Regions from separate parts of the Mus musculus genome. Here region 1 is linked to region 2. The links are chromatin loops, found by intact Hi-C in ENCODE. Cell type or tissue: gastrocnemius. All regions are shown on one strand. Links, peaks and the distances in the headings refer to the core of each region. The heading gives the core; the rest is flanking DNA.

The links. A loop is a pair of places that touch in the nucleus more often than their neighbours do. Peaks named below come from ENCODE experiments on the same cell type or tissue, not always from the same donor. Only the 100,000 strongest peaks of a DNase experiment are listed, where the experiment ranks them.
Region 1: it touches region 2 in a loop (2.5-fold over the local background); 11 of 42 quality-filtered maps call a loop at or near these places.

What each region holds. Positions count from the first base shown.
Region 1 is chr17:29,774,317-29,782,641 of GRCm38, forward strand. No RefSeq gene overlaps it. Among named protein-coding and RNA genes, the nearest start is that of Ccdc167, 61 kb to the left of the region's middle. In gastrocnemius, for the core only: no CTCF peak of the experiment used is centred there; no DNase peak of the experiment used is centred there.
Region 2 is chr17:29,706,234-29,714,558 of GRCm38, forward strand. The region is part of intron 1 of Ccdc167 (coiled-coil domain containing 167); the gene reads right to left. Among named protein-coding and RNA genes, the nearest start is that of Ccdc167, 6.6 kb to the right of the region's middle. In gastrocnemius, for the core only: no CTCF peak of the experiment used is centred there; DNase peaks (open chromatin) are centred at 972, 2,169, 4,395, 4,684 and 2 more places.

The DNA.
Region 1 (8,325 bases), core at 133-8,132, 68 kb after region 2:
CTTTAGTCTGTGTCTCCGTGACTCATGACTCTTCTTTCTCTCTTACACAGAGACCCAAGAGGACTAGGTGCCATTTGCTGCCAGGGAGCCTTATGCTGTATACAAGTGGGGCTTATTTGCCAAAGGGGTGATGATTTCTGAAGGGAAGGCTGTGTGATGGTTTGTATATGCTTGGCCCAGGGCATGGAACTATTAGGAGGTGTGGCCTTGTTAGAGTGGGTGTGCCACTGTGCATATGGGCTTAAGACCCTCATCCTAGCTACCTGAAAGTCAGTCTTCCACTAGCTGCTTCAGATGAAGATGTAGAACTCTCAGCTCCTCTTACACCATGCCTACCTGGATGCTGCCATCCTCCCACCTTGATGAAAATGGACTGAACTTCTGAACCTGTAAGCCAGCCCCAATTAAATGTCTTCCAAAGAGTTGCCTTGGTCATGGTGTCTGTCACAGCAGTAAAACCCTAAGACAGGCTGCGTGGGGCTGTAGCCCATGCATCTGACGGTCATGGGGCCAAGAGACAGGGATGGAGCTGTGACGGGGGCCAAAGGTCCCTTCACATCACGTGTGTGCGCACTCTTGCTCGTACTCACCCAGAGTGACAGGAATCCAGATATTTAGAGCCAGGAGTCCTTTTAGCTAAAGAATTCTTGCTTAGGCATCACCAGTCTCTCTTGGTCTCACACTGATTTTGTAAGCTTTGCTCCTCGTGATGCTGAGGCAGTGGCTAGCTTGCCAGCATCCCTCCTGCATGGTTTCCTGAAGGAACCAGTGGGCTATGGTTCTTGATGCCTTTAGTCTCCCTGCTTCCTCTTGACTGCTGCCCTTCCTGTGTCCCTCACACTCACAGAGGCAGCAGAAAGAGGAGCAGAAAGAGCCCTTGCACCCGGGATAGAGCTCTCTTTGTGCCGATTTCAGAATCCCACACCTGGAGCACAATCAAGCAGGAGGGAAATCTCCTAGCTTGCCAATTAGTAGGAAATGCCCCAAGGTTCTGTCTGCCCCAGAGAGACAGGGCAGGCAAGGGACAGAGAGTTCCAAAGGTGGGCTCTCAGTCTCAGGACACACAGTGTAGGCTCCAGATTTCCAAGTCGTGCCCATGAATGTAAAACTCATTTCTGTGGGTTCCCGAAGACTTCTGGCAGGAGGACCTGCCAAGGAACAAGGTTCCCAGAAAGGCCAGAGCGAGGTCCATATACTACAGGCTGAGTGAGCATGCTACTGCTGTCCCAAACGTGCTTCCTTGGGTCAGGAGAGGACTGGGATGAGGGCTCAAGAGAACACTGAGACAGATTCATTAGATGAATTATTAACACGGTGGACATTCAGGCAGATTGATGACAGCATTTGGGGTGCTAAAGAGAGGATATTAGGGCCCATGTGATGGAAGTGGGGGGGGTTTCATAGATTTCGGAGGATGGGGGAGGTTTCACAGTTCAAGCCTAGCCAGACTTTCTGACTCGCAGGGAGGAAGCAGAGACCAAGGAGAGCAGGACATGTGGCCACCAACCCCCCCTCTGGTGCAAACTCCCTTCCCCGGGTAAGAAACCCTGACACTTGGAAGTCTGTTAGCCAGAAACTCACGGACAATGTTGGTAGCTGTTAAAGGGGAAGGGCTGCCGGGATTAGTGCCTGAGATCAGATGGATTAAAAAAAAAAATTGTGTGTGCCTGCGTGCGTGCGTGCGTGCGTGCGTGCGTGCCTGCAAAGGCCAGAAGGTGGCATCAGACCCCTCGGAGCTGGAGTTAGAGGCGGTTGTAAGGTGTCTGATACGGGTGCACCATACCGTGTATCAATGGCTCAGCAGTCAAGACTACTGGTTGCTCTTCTGAAGGTCCTGAGTTCAATTCCCAGCATGGTGGCTCACAACCATCTGTGATGGGATCTGATGCCCACTTCTGGTGTGTCTGAAGACAGCTGCAGTGTACTCATATGAATAATCAATCAATCAATCAATCAATCTTTGAAAAAAAACCCCAAAAACCTTTAGTTCTGTACAAGAGTGGAGGGCGGTCTCTCGGCCCCAGCTGCTGGATTCTGATATTGTGTGCTCTCTCTTTGATTCCTGGATTCTGACACCCAGCTTGCAAATGAGTTTAGGGCCTGGGGTAGGAGAGACAGGGGTATCCGGAACTCCAAGGGTTAAAGAGCACTTAGCAGCAGCACATAATAAAAGAAAAATGTAAGAGAAAGAATATCCTAAGAACTTAATAAGCCACACACAAAATTATCACGATTCTTTTCCTAGCCAGTTGAGTTTTCAGTGATTAAGAAAATGCAATTTCCTGTAATTAAATCTTAACAAGGAATGTTATTAAAAACACTCTGTCCCAGCTCCTGTAATAATTGTGTGCTACCCCAGAACAGTAAACAGAATTAGACTTTGCCTCGCACATGCTAATCCATGCGTCGTTTCGATCAAATTTGTCCTAATGACCTGTTGTCTTCTGAGACAGGGAAGGCAGGCAAGAGGCAGCCAGGCCCGAAGGCCAGACAGGACCCTGTTCTGGAAGCTGGCTTTGCCTGGGCTGTGGTGGGATTAACCTTACTGAGCACGGACTGCATGCCAGACCCTGAGCTCAGCAGGTTGCATGGTAATGTAACGTGAGATTTTACTTGTATCCCACATAGCCTGAACTTGTTACACAGATGGAGGCTCAGAGGTCTTTCTTCTTTGTTCCTTTGAGACAGAGTCTCACAAGGTAGCTCTGGCTGTTCTGGAACTCACTATGGAGAGCAGGCTAGCCTCGAACTCACAGAGATCTGCCACCCATCCCCCTTCCTGAATGCTAGGATTAAAGGTGTACCTCCATACTCAGCGCTCAGAGAGCTATTTTAATTTCCCCCAAGCTCATGTTGATTTTACACACTGACTCTGGTATGTGGCTTACAAGTCTCTCTCTCTCTCTCTCTCTCTCTCTCTCTCTCTCTCTCTCTTCTTGTCCCCTGAGAGTGGCACTAGCCAATACTTCTATCCCTTGGCACTCTGGCCACACAGCAGGGGACTGGGGCCTCTACTCTGAGGATTTTTCCCTTTGGAAAAGCCAAAAGGTTAGAGAAGATGTTGCTAAGAGATCTGTGTGAGGCGAAGGGCTGGTGTTTGTATCGGGTGAGTTGGGGGCTCTTTGCATGACCCTTGAATTTAGCTGAAAAGAAGACTCTAGAACAGTTCAGATGGGCTGACGTATGGAGCCGTGACAGTCATGCTGCCCTGCATGCCCGTAATCTCAGCCCTTGGGAAGAGGAGTAAGAGGGATACAGAGTTTAAGGGCATCCTTGGCCGGGCGTGGTGGCACACGCCTTTAATCCCAGCACATAATAAAGGCAGAGGCAGGTGGATTTCTGAGTTCGAGGCCAGCCTGGTCTACAAAGTGAGTTCCAGGACAGCCAGGGCTATACAGAGAAAAACAAAACAAAAACAAAAAAAAGGGCATCCTTGGCTATGCAGCAAGTTCGAGGTCAGCCTCGCTACAGGAGATCTTGTCTTAAAACCAAAGCAAGGAAAAGCAACTAAACAAACAAAACCCCACAAATTAGGAAACTCTGCTGCTTATCCCGCATCGGGTGTGAGCGCATGTAAGAGCACGTGTGTACACATATAGACATGTGTGTGACAATAGAATGACCGTTTGGTCATAGACAAATGTGTGATTGTGTATGTGTGTGAATGTGTCTGAGTGTGCTCCACAGTGTGCTCCCTCGTTGACAGGGCTAGGAACAGCACCGTAGAGGTCTAGTTCCTAGTTCTGTTCTTCCAAGCACAGCCAAGCCTCCCTTGGCGGCTCTCCCTATGCATGACCACCCCAAAGCCATCCTGAGCTTGCAAGCGCAGAGGCGCCTGCATCTCCGTCTCTCACACTCAGCGTCTAATTAGTGCACCTAATTAAATCCCCACTGGAGAGAGAGGAAAGCTCTGTTCTGAGGCTCTGGAGACTGGGTAGCACAGCCTTGGAAGGCTCCACCCCTCCTCTCTGTGATTAGTGCTCATGCTCACTGGAGACTGGATGGGAGGAAGGGGTGCTGAGGACTTCTACAGGCAAGACTCTTGCTCCCCAAATGCAACGCATTTACTGTGTGTGGCACACTGCACGGGACTTCCAGGAAGGAGGTGAGATGGGAAATGAACAGGACAAATAGGTTTTTACTCTGTGCCTGTCCTGTGGTCACTCTGCCTCCAAATCTTCATCCCAGCCCTCACTTCGTCTTTCCTGTCTCTGGCTCATCTCTGGCTGCTTCCCCCACTACTCATCCTTCTAAGAGTGTGCGGAGTCGTTCCGTTTACCAGCCTGCCTCCTCTGACAGAAAGGAACTCAAGGACTATTGGGACTATTGAGATAGCCCAATGGTTAAGGAGCATGTAAGGACCAGAGTTTGGCTCCAAGCACCCACACTGGCTCCAGGGGATCCAATGCCTTCTTCTGGCCATCTGTAGGCACACACACACACACACACACACACACACACACACACACATTAAGCAAAGGGGAAATCCTCCACTGGTCCAGTGACCTTGCTTCATGCCTCTACAGACCCCCGTGGTCTGCTCAGCAAAAGGTGATAGAGCTGCCCAGGGAGCCCCGGGAGGTAGAAGGGATGCCCAGGTCCTGCCTCAGGATCTCATCATGGACAAGCCCTAGGTGATATCCTGACACATTGCCCTGCCAGCAGAGTCTGATGTGGGGCGCCACTGCTGGTGACTGACTTCAGGTGGAGTCAAAGAGGAGACAGGGTAGTCCCCAGGAAGGTCTGAGACTTGACCCATAGGAGGTAGGACATGAGAGTATGACCATCACATGACACTGACCCTCGGGGCCAGGAGACTGGCCTTTCTACCCCTCCCATCAGGCTGTCACTGGCTGCCAGGAGCTCAGGATTGGGCCATGGGACAAGCGGGCTGAGGGAGCTCTCTAAAACAGAGGCAGCTGTGGACCTTTGCAGGGGGGGGGGGGCGGGGCGGGGAACAGACGGGTGGGCCTGAGTTCCTGGATAAGGACAGCACCTCCCCTCCCAAGAGCCTCTAGTGAACCCCTAGCCTCCAGGGTTCTCTTCATACTAGGTATGGCTTCTGGGTCTACCTTAGGAATGAAGAAAGTGGAGGCATGCATGGTTGGTGAGAGTTTTCATCTTAATCCTGAGTTGAAGGATGACCATTCTAATGTGAACACACGCAGTGTCTTAGTCTCTTCGGGATCCTAAAGTAGAAACCCCTCAAGTAGATAGATACCCAGGAGGAATGTATCACCCACCACCCTGGAGGCAAGGAAGAGCATGGGCAAGCTACCAGCACATCTGGGGTCTGGTGAGAAGAGCCTTAACTCTTGGTCTTCCTGCCTTAGCCTTCTGGTGCTGGGACCACAGACATGATCCCCTGTCCAACCAGAGTGTCTCTTCTAAGGGCATAGACAGAATTCACAGGTGGAGCCCTCACTACCCAGCCAGGGCCTAAAGGCTTCATCTTATACCATCAGGGACTAGGTTGCAACTGAGGAACCTTGGGAGACCCAGACCCTTGAAGCACAGCAACTTGGTTCATGGCATGTTTATCTCATCTGGACACTCATTCTCTGATTTCCCTTGCCCTCCCGTAACTGCCCTTGCACATTCTCCCCCAGCATCCCCCAGTGGCCTCCACACTGGAAGAAGAGCTCCTCCTTACCTCAAGACAGCACCTAGGCTGGCAGAGAGCTCGACAGAGACAGGCCTGTGGGAATTCTTCTGAGCTTGAACAAGGGGGCCCAGCAGAGGGCTTGAGGTACGAGCCCTTGCCCTGAGATAGGTTGCCAGGCCTAGGAGACAGGAAGTTTGGAGAAGTTGGAGGACCCTGGAGGAGGCTGGTCTGGAGCCACCTCAGCTGGGTATCTCAATGCCTGGCCTCCTGGAAAGGTGTCAAGCCTGCTGCAGTCATGACCTGTCAGGACCCTGATGGCAGTACCCCCTTCCATGGGCTCTGCTGGGGAAGAAACCATGGGCTAAGGGACGTGGGTAGATTCACAGGAAATGAAACGTGCCTGGGAAACGCTGCCTAGCTTGACTAGTAATTGGTCCATCAGTAGGCATGTGACCCACTTCAGGCCAAAGAGCTGCAGAGAAAGCCACTGAGACTTGAGAGTGCACCCCGGGATCAAAGCCTGCTCCTTCTTTCTGTCTGGAATACAGCTACACGCAGGTGAATCGCCTGGAGCTATGGCGTTATCTTGTGACCAGAAGGCAACGTGGCTGAAGATTAAAAAGCACATCACCCAGAGGACCGAGTCACTAGAGCCCCCAGAATGCAATGGGAGGCTCTGTTCTTTATAACCTAGTCACTTACAGCAACAGAAAACGAGCCTAGACAGTCCCTGTCTATATCCATTGCCTACGTGACAGCTCAGGTATGAGCAAGCCTTGTCTTAGCAGAACCAGCCGGCTTGAACTCTTCAGTGGTGGTCCTTCCCCCGAAGCCCCTGGATGGATGGCTATGGGGTTGAGGGGACACTCCTGCATTGGAGCTAGGTGGACTTAGAAATTAACCTCATGCCTGCTGGGGTTTCCTCGAGATGCTCTGGATCCCGTCCTCATTCTTGTGAAACAGATGCAGAACACACATCTGCATGGCATTATGGTGGTGTACGCGTACGCCTGTAATCCTAACGTTGAGATGAAGCAGCAGCAGAAGTTCAAGGCCCATCTGAGCTACAGGAAACCTTGTATTAGTAGTCAATGTTCCAGAGTAAAAAGAGGGTATAAAACGAATCTCTCTATATCCATAGAAAGGGGATTCACTGGGATGATTTACAGGCTGTGGTCCAGCGAATCCAACAATGGCTGGCTGAGAACAGAAAGTCCAAGGATCCCGTAGTTGTTCAGTCTATGATGCTGGCTGTCTCCGCTGGCCTTCTGTCTACACTGGAGGCCTGAAGAAGTTGCTCTAATGCCAGCGAAGAAGTGGACCAGCGAGAGCAAGCCAAGACCAAAGCTTCCTTCTTCTATGTCCTTATGTGAGTTTCCAGCAGAAGGTGTGGCCCAGATTAGAGGAACATTTTCCCAGCTCAAAAGATCTGGGTTAAAACTGTGTCTTCCCGCCGGGTGTGGTGGCACACACCGTTAATCCCAGCACTTGGGAGGCAGAGGCAGGCGGATTTCTGAGTTCAAGGCCAGCCTGGTCTACAAAGTGAGTTCCAGGACAGCCAGGGCTATACAGAGAAACCCTGTCTCGAAAAACCAAAAAAACCAAACCAAACCAACCAAACAAACAAACAAAACAAAAACCTGTGTCTTCCCGCCTCAAAGATCTGAATTAGAAGTGGATCTTCCAATTAAACAAAATTAAGCAAATTAAGCAAACTAAGAAAAAAAAAATTCCCTCACAGGTGTGCCCCTTCGGTTTTGTTTTGTTTTGGTTTTGGTTTTGGTTTTGGTTAACTCCAGATCTGTGTAGTCAAGTTGACAACCAAAAATAGCTGTCACAGACCCCTGTATCAAGAAATCAAACGGGGCTGGAGAGATGGCTCAGAGGTTAAGAGCACTGACTGCTCTTCCAGAGGTCCTGAGTTCAAATCCTAGCAACCACATGGTGGCTCACAACTATCTGTGATGGGATCTGATGCCCTCTTCTGGTGTGTCTGAAGATAGCTACTCATCATATATATAAAATATATACAGTACTCATCATATATATAAAATAAAAAAAAATCTTTAGAAAGAAAAAAGAGGGAAAGGAAGGAAGGAAGGAAGGAAGGAAGGAAGGAAGGAAGGAAGGAAGGAAGAAAGAAAGAAAGAAAGAAAGAAAGAAAGAAAGAAAGAAAGAAAGAAAGAATTCAAATTAGGGCCAGCAGGATGGCTCAGTGCCTAAGAAGTGCCCACCCTGACAGACCACCTGAGTTTGATCCGCAACCTCATAAAGACAGAAAGAAGGAGAGAACCAAGCCTGCAGAGCCTCCCTCTGACCTCCTGTTGTGCATGACTGTCCTCTGAGTCAAACAACCACCACACGGGGGACTCAGCTGTGCCCCCCTTTAAAGGATCATCTGGGCTGGCTGTTTACACTCCTCATGGAACAGTGCGAGGGGCAAGAGACCCTCACCTGAGGCTCCCTGCCCCCTGATAGGCAACTCTGCCTTAACTGCACGTGGCCTCAGGGAGGGTTTCACATACCTCGGCTGGGGAAGGCTGGGGCAGGGGGCTCCATCTACTGCAAATCTTGGGAAGCCCTCACCTCTGTCCTGTAAGGGAGCCCAATAAAATCATTGGTTTATGAACTTTGGCGGGACCATGGTCGTTGACTATTGGGTCCTTGGGAGGAGGGGTAGACATAGTTTATATCTCCTGGGAAGGAATTTTAGCAATACT
Region 2 (8,325 bases), core at 98-8,097:
TGGGTCTAGGCTGGCTGGCTAGCACCTTGCTTTTTGGCAGCTGGATGTGTTGAAGGCTCCTTAGGTCCCTGTAACACTCTTTTTCCATCTCCGACTTCACCCACACCCCCAGGAGAGACAGCAAATGGAAGGATAGGGTTCCCTAGATGAAATCTTTTTTCTGAGGAGTCACAGGCCCTTCTGTCGGTCTCAGCCCCGCTCCTTATTGGAGCTACCCCTGGAAGACTCTAACCTTCTAAGCAGGCTGCTCAGAGTCTGAATGTCCGAGGCCACTAGTCTGGGGCTGTGAATCAGGAAAGTTAAGTGTCTGGGCCCCTGCCTTCTTCCCTGGCCAGCAGCCATCTCAGACAACCCTGGGTCAGCTCCTTTCCTGCAATGGGGTCAGGAGGGCTCTCTGCGTGGAACAAACTGCAGAGCGTCCAGGTTACCTCATGGTTAACTTTACCATCTCTCTGCTGATGAATACCAGCCTCAGCCAGTGGTCCCCAGAGAAGCCACAGCCGCCTTTGAACTGCACTGTAGGGAGGTAAACGCAGGAGAGCCAGGCTTAGGGAAACAGTCTAATATAGATACTTCTAGCCGCCATGAATACCTGGCCCCAAGAATGCTTGAGGCCTCAGTTTCTTAGGCCACCTGCCACCTCTGTGCCCAAAAGGCCAGGTCTGCAGTCTTCCTATTTGTGGCTAGAGTGAGTGGCACCTCAGTGTGGATGGACTGAAGGGCTGGGGGACAGGGACAAACTGATAGGAATTTAAACTACTGACTTCTGAAAACCTTGGGCTCACTAAAACAAGAAAACAGCTGTGCTTGCACACAGCTAATGCAGCTTGCTCCAGATGTCCAGTTCAGGTTCAGTTCTCCTGCTGCTCTTTGGGCAGGGCCTGGGAGGGATCAGGTTAAGGATTTCCATCCCTGAACGCCTCTGGAACGTGCCCAGGTGCCCAAACAAGTGGTAATTGCCCCGGAACAAGGCCAGGTGCTCTTGCTGAGCAGTCTTACAGCTGAGGCTATGCCCAGGCTTCTCTGCCATCATGCTCTGGACAGGGCCTGAGGGGCTGGCAGTCAGGGGCCTTTATCTGAACAAGCCCAATTTATTTGCAGTTACACTGAATATCCCCCACTTTCATTTGCCACTTTTTAATGAGGCTTAAATGGGCGAACACAAATCAAGGTTTTAGGGACTCAGTTCTGACCTCCCTCTATGAATATTTATGTCCTGCTGACAGTTCTGATTCCCTTCTAAATAGTAAGTTCTCTTTATAATGGCCTGTAGGCTGCGGGGGAGGGGGATGCAGGAGGCTGGGTGCTGAGCCTGAAGGAGGCTTTTCAGCAAGCAGTAGATTCATCCTTAGAAGGGGTCTAGACACCAGCTACAGAAGGCAAAGTTAGAAACTGTAGTAATGGGGCAGAGGGTCTGGGAAGCAGGCTGTGGAGGCAGGAAGGCAGGGATGGTCCTGATGCTGGTTTTAGATGTGACTGGGAGCCACATAGGTGGCTGCAGAACGGACTTAACCCAAAAGACAGGTCAAAAAGGCAAGAAAAGACCAGAAAATGGACCTTACACAAAGTCCCCAGTTGGAGTGCCGGCTCTCAGGCACATGGGTTATGGCTGCTGATAGTTCTCCTTGGGTCACTCCCTGCCCTCAAGCAAAGGAAGCCAGGCCCAACAGCTATGAGCTTTAGGATCAGAATAAGGAGACAGGTCTCGGGAAGATTCTAGAAGAGTAGGGTCAGGGCTGGGCCAGCAGTTGGACTGAAAGCTGGAAGCTTAAAAATGGGATATCATGGGAAGTGCCAGTACAGGGCTCCAGCTGTAACTGGTCACTTGTCACTTGTGAATGAATGACAGGCTCCTTAAGATTGCTTGTGCCTCAGGTGACAAACATCTCAGAGTTGTGAGGGTAAGGTTGAGCTTAGAAGAGCACGTCACACAGGTGAAGTTTAGTACCAGCTGCTGTTAAAAGAATGGTACTCACTGGCTCTGTGGTGAGAGGAAGACCATGAGGGCAGTGGGGTTGAGGGTGGCATGAGAAGCCCTGCTGCTATGGGCAGGCAGCAGCGGGAGGGAGCTTTGTTGGCAGGAGATGGCTGGTCCTTTGTCTACGGAGGGGCAGTAGGGACAGCAGGGCCTCCACCCTGAGTCAGCCCATCAGCTGGCCCAGAACATGGCACATTGGCAACCCCTGTAATCTTGTGGGGATGATGCTGGGATAGGTTCAAGTGGCAAAGGCCAGATGTGGGGGAACCCCTAAGGGTGAGGCCAACAGAGCCCCAGGCAGAGCCCCAGGCAGAGCCCCGAGGCCCAGGGAAGCAGTAGTCCTCTGAGGAAATGCAGCAACATAGCGGCCCTGGCAGCTAGTAAGGCTGCAGTAGGATGGGGATGTGGCAGAAAGTGGTTCAAACAGAGATTGGAGCTATTCCAGTGGACCAGGAAGGCCATCGAACCACCCAGAGCACCTGCCTGGCAGAAAGAGCGGCCGCTGGCTACTCAGACTAACCTGGAACTAAAGGGGGCAGTGTGGCCCTGGTAAATGGGTGTCCCCTGGTAGACTACGAAACATCCATGTTCACACCCAGGAACAAGGTGGTATCAGAGAGAAGAGGAACCAGTGGCTAAGTAGGCTGGCAGTCTTGTAGAAGGAGCAGAGATACTGAGACACAAGGGTGGAGCTGGAGTTTCTGAGCTAGCAAACTTCTGGCACTGAACTTCCGCCCCCCCCACGTGGAGCAGTTTGGTCTTATAGAGACTAGCCTGGACCCAGCGGTGACCCAGCAGTGACTAGGTAGTAGCTAAGCCTGTCTGGAGGCAGGGAAGCAGCAGCAGATAAGGTGGAGAGGGGAGGGCACAACTCTCAAGATGGGTGGAATGGTTACTCTTGTGAGGCCTGCACTTAGTCTGGGTAAGAACAGAGGCCGTTGGATATCTGCAGCTGGGCAGGACTCAAGCCAGCCGCGAAGCTTAGTGTGCTGGAGGGCAGAACCGCTGGAATGGATGTCAGCGCCTCCTCAAGGGCTTCCCTCTCCAGCCCACAGCTCTGAGCCTGTCTGCTCCAGGTGAGGGCTGTAGAGCCCAGCCCCAGGCCAGACTAAGAGCCCTTCCCTGACTCAGGAATATAGCCTTACTCCCAGAGCTTTAGACAAGTCTCCCTGGGGTCCTATGCACTGTAAAACCACTGTGTTAAGAGAAACTGTAAAATTTGTCTGAAATCCCCAGGAGGCATCTTTTCAGAGGATGGAGCCTCCAGGAATCAAAGCCCCAAATAGGCTCCTCAGAGGCGGGAACTCGTGGCACTTGCACAGACAGCTGCCCCTGCACAGGTCAGGTCAGGCCCCACAGGGTGCCAGCTCTAGGGCTGCTGGCAGGAGCATGGGCAGCTTTTATTCCTTTGATAAGCAGGAGTCAGCAGGAGCCACAGGCTCTTCAGTAGGAGAGTGAAAAACTGAATATAACACTCAACAGAGCACCTGGACGTCAGAAAGGCAATGCCTGGCCCGCAGCGCTGCCACTGCAGCTACCTGAAGGCCAGGCTCTACTGGGAAAGTGCAGAAGTTCCCCTGCCGCTTGGTTCAAGGCCACACCACCCACCCCCTCCGTTTTCTAGGTTGAGAAGAGGTTTCTGCCTCTCAAGGGCCTTGGCTCCTGGGAGCTTCTGGCCAGCCAGTGACAGGAGGGTGGGAAAGGACTTGCCTGGGGGCATGCTCCACCCGACTGGCCAGGAGCTGGCTGGGTACTGAGGACTTAGATGGTGTCATGAGTCTGGATGAGGACATAAGGAGCAGCACTGGGAACCAAGAGTCTAAAAGGTGGATACAACACCTGGAACACATCTGCAGCACTGCCAGGTGCCAGGCTCTGTTCTAGACACTCCACACAGGGGAGGATGGCAGACAACCAGCGTCCACGTCTTACAGACAGGCAGACTTAAGTAAGGAAGCAGCTTATCCAGGTGTGTCCTCTAACCTCATCACCCCACAGCGGAAAGCTGTGACTTTTTAGCCTAGAAGGTAATTCCACCCCCATGCCCTAGGATGGGCAGCTGTCCACATTTAGTCTGACTTTGCATCCACCTTGCAAAGGGGCTGTCACTACTGTGCAGAGAGCCAACTCCCAGCAGAGATGATCAGCAGCTTACATGGCTGAAGGTGGTGGGATTAGGTCCCGGTCCGTGCACGTACCTCCAGTCTTCTCCAGCACCACCATGGCAAACAACCACAACCAACAAGGACTAGTGACATTCAGAAAAAGAGTCAAGCATGGCCCCCGAACCTGTAGAAGCCTGTTGGTCTGGCTTCAACAGATGCTTTCCTCGGGGTGACCTTGTGCCTGGCTGTGCTTGGTCTCTTTTCACACAACAGATGCGCTGCCTGGAAGGACCTGCCTGCAGTCCATGTGCTGGGAGATCGAGGCGCCAGGAGCCTGGCGTCTGTCTGCATACTAAGCTGACTGTCCCTTCACAAACACCCTCCCCCACATTGCCACGCTGTCAAAAGTAACCTCCCAAATGCACGCAAAACATGTCGGAGTTTGGATAAGGAAGTGTGTGGGCTAGCTAGTAAACCCTCTCCATCCCCCAAAGGGCATCAAAGCTTCCTCCTCTTCTAATTCACTGCCTGGGAAGCTGGTCCAAGAAATCCACTCATTTTCACACATCAGGAGCCCCGGGATGTTTACTGTAATGGGTAAAGGCGATAGACCGCCTACCCAGATGGTCCCTGGCAATACCACTGGGGCTTTCCGTCTGTGGCCTCCAAGTCACACAGCCATGTCACAGGGGACAGTGTACCTTATCTTCCAGGTAGCCAGCTTCACACCTAAATGGCTGATCCCCATGACATTGGTTAAGCGATATTTTTCCGTGGAGGAGGCTTTCCGAACTGTCGGTAAGAAAGCAAACCACCAGAGCCCCCCAAATCAACAGGCCTGGTGTAAACTTTCTCTTCCAGGCAGAGCAGGTCAAGAAAGTGGGCCTCCCAATATCTCGTAGGTGGCTAGTGACAGCAACCCCACCCACCCCGCTCGTGAGTATGAGGGCTGCAGTGGTCCAGTAGAGCTGCCAAGGTCAGCACAGGGAGGAGCTATACAGCTTTGGAAGTCGCTCTGCAGGCCAGACCTTGCCCTAAGCCTTCAGCTGCTCTAGGCCAAAATGGAATCTGGGGTTTGGTTTCTTTTCTTTCTCCCCAGATCTATTTTTTGATAAACTGGCAAAAGCTGCTCCATCGCTGAAAGGCTCAAAGCATTTTTCAAGAGCTGGCATCCGCCCCGTGCCTTATGAATTCATTAATTAGGACGCTGGCAAACAGCCACTCCACACATGCTGACATCCAGCAGTGTTAGGTAATGAGGTTTTAGTCTCCTGACCTCCGTTAAGTGGAGCGGTGCCAGATGCAGGCTGCCGAGAGAATCACCTGCCCGATGGCGACCTGTCGCCTCCACCTGAGCAGGTGAGGATCATTTAGTGGTCAACAGGCCCTGAACGGCCCATGTGCCAGACTCTCCCAGCAAGGCAGCAGTTAGTGTGAGACCCCAACTCCACACCCAGCCGGAATCGACACTGCCTTCTGCCACCTAGGCCAACTGGGTAAGTACTTCCTTCCAGCCAGGACACTGCCTCTCACCCTGTCCCAGGAGATTGGGGGCTTTCCCACAGCTAGTACACAGCTCACCCTAGGACTCCGAGACTAACCGTGGTCAGTTAATGCAGGCTAAACCATTTCTTTCCCAAAGCCTCCACCTGCCCTGTCCTCAGTCTGTCTGCTGAGAACCAGGGGACACTAACTGCTTCCCATGTGCTTTTATCCCTCACTGAAGACACTGTTAGCTGCCAGTCCAGGGCCAACACCCAGCCCTTCTGCTCAGCTCACCTGCACTGCAGACGTTGGGATAAAAAGTCTGTTGACAGCCAGGGTCACACACAGCTCTGCTCCAGGCAATGAGATGTTCCAGATGTCATCTGGGAGACTCCTAGGAGTTTATGCTTGGCTAGTTAAGAGCCTTGATTTATGGGTAAATGTGACGGCTGAGCTATATGGCAGCTGTCTTGTGACTATGGACACAGTTAAGGGTATGCAGAAACACTAGCCCTGCTATTAAGTACTAGCTACTGAACTTCTGAACCAGGGCAGGAGCCTAGCCACCATTCCCATGTGCGTTAAGACACACACTCCAGTCTTCTGAAACCCGACAGACAAAACTCTCCAAACGGACAAGAATTGTGTACTAGGACCAAATCTAGCCCAGTTATCTCCTTCAGGATGTCGGCTGGGGACTTAGCTCGGCAGCAGAGCACCTTCCAAGCATGCAGAAGGCACTGGGTTCAAACACGAGTGCCGCAAGGTGGAGGCAGCCGAGACTCATACTTAGTATCTTAAGGCCAAGTGGCTGAAGGCTGCAGGCCAGCTTCTGTCACAGCTCAAAATGCAAGCAAGTTTCCTACCAGGCCGAACTTTCCCTGTCCAATTTGGGGTGGTGACTTCAGAATCTAACACATAGTCAGTTGTTCCTGACTGAGTCTCACAGGAAGCAGAGTTGAAGAGTTAAAAGGGGGTCTGGCTACCCTAGCGGTAACCACCTGGCACAGCTGGCCCGTGGCCACCCTCGAGTGAGGGCCACCTGCTTGGTAATTGTTTCATTACAACAAGTAAGCGAGGGCTGTTTGCAGGTGCTGAGATCTCACTTGTGGGCTTTTATTGCACTCGTCAGATTAACAAACATTTTTGATTAAATCACCACTTCACTAGCTCTGAGCGCAAGACTTTTAATAAGAGGACAATATCTACTGCTACAGAGCATCAGTGCACATTCAATACTCAAGACCCGCTGGGGGCAACAGAAGAGGAAGCGGAGAAACAGCCAGATGCCAGGTCTCTGCGAAGGCCCAGGATTACAGGTTTCAAAACCTTGACTATCCCAGCAAAAAGTCATCCTAGTGACAAAACCGAAGATATATGTTTTTATACATCTGTATATTTACCAATATTTAAAACATCCATGCAAACATCTGTAAGAGCGTAGTGTTACTGAGGGGGTAAAATGTGCTGGGGATATAGCTCAGTGCTAGAGGGCTTGCCTACTGTGCGGGTCTCTTGTTAAATCACAGCAGGTTCTTCAGTCACAGCTGACCAGAGCTACATACATGTTCTCAATACAAACCAGCCTACGGTCAGTCCTGAGCGAGTCTTCTATTTGCCCTGAAACGTTACAAGCCAGGTCTCCAAGGTCTGTGCTGCTCTGGGTTCTTTTCCAGGCTCCCACAAACAGCTCATTAAGCTTTGATCACTAATGGTATTTCCAGCCCCACGTTCTAAATGCCTCCACAATCCTCCCTAAACAACATGGTCAGGTCTGTCACTGCAGTAACCATGATCTTGGTACCAGGATCAGCTCTGGTTTGCTCTTCTGTTGCTGTGATAAACAATATGACCAAAAGCAACTTGGGGAAGAAAGGATTCATTTCAACTTAAATATTTATTTATTTATATTATTTATATGAGTAAATCATAGCTGTCTTCAGACCCACCAGAAGAGGGCATCAGATCCCATTACAGATGGTTGTGAGCCACCATGTGGTTGCTGGGAATTGAACTCAGGACCTCTGGAAGAGCAGTCAGTGCTCTTAACCGCTGAGCCATCTCTCCAGTTCTCACTTCAACTCAAGGTTTATAGTTCATCATGAAGGGAACTCGAGGCAGGAGCTGATACGGAGACCATGGAGGGTGCTGCTTACTGGCTTGCAACCATGGCAACCCAGTACTTATATATATCAGCCTGCTTCCTTTTTTATTTATTTATTTATTTTTTTTTTTATTTTCTGAGACAGAGTTTCTCTGTGTAGCCCTGGCTGTCCTGGAACTCACTTTGTAGACCAGGCTGGCCTCGAACTCAGAAATCCACCTGCCTCTGCCTCCCAAGTGCTGGGATTAAAGGTGTGCGCCACCATGCCCGGCTAGCCTGCTTGCTTGCTTATACAACCCGGGACCACCTGCTCTCACCTCAAATCATTCCTCAAGAAAATGCCCCACAGATTTGCCCACAGGCCAATGTGATGGAGGCAATTTCTTGAAGGTCCTTTTTAGATGACCCTAGTTTGTGTCAACCAGACAAAAAACTAGCCAGCACCCTACCATTCATAAGGCTGCAAAATGGGTAGATCTGCTCCCATACAAAGCACTAAGAGAATACACGTTGTGTCAAACTCAAACACTTCAAAAGTTGATGGTGTAGCTCAATGGTAGATCACCTGCCTAGCAGGCAGGAAGCCCTGGGCTCTAGCCCTAGCGTAGGTAGAGGTAGATAGATAGGTAGATAGATAGAAGATTGATTTGTGT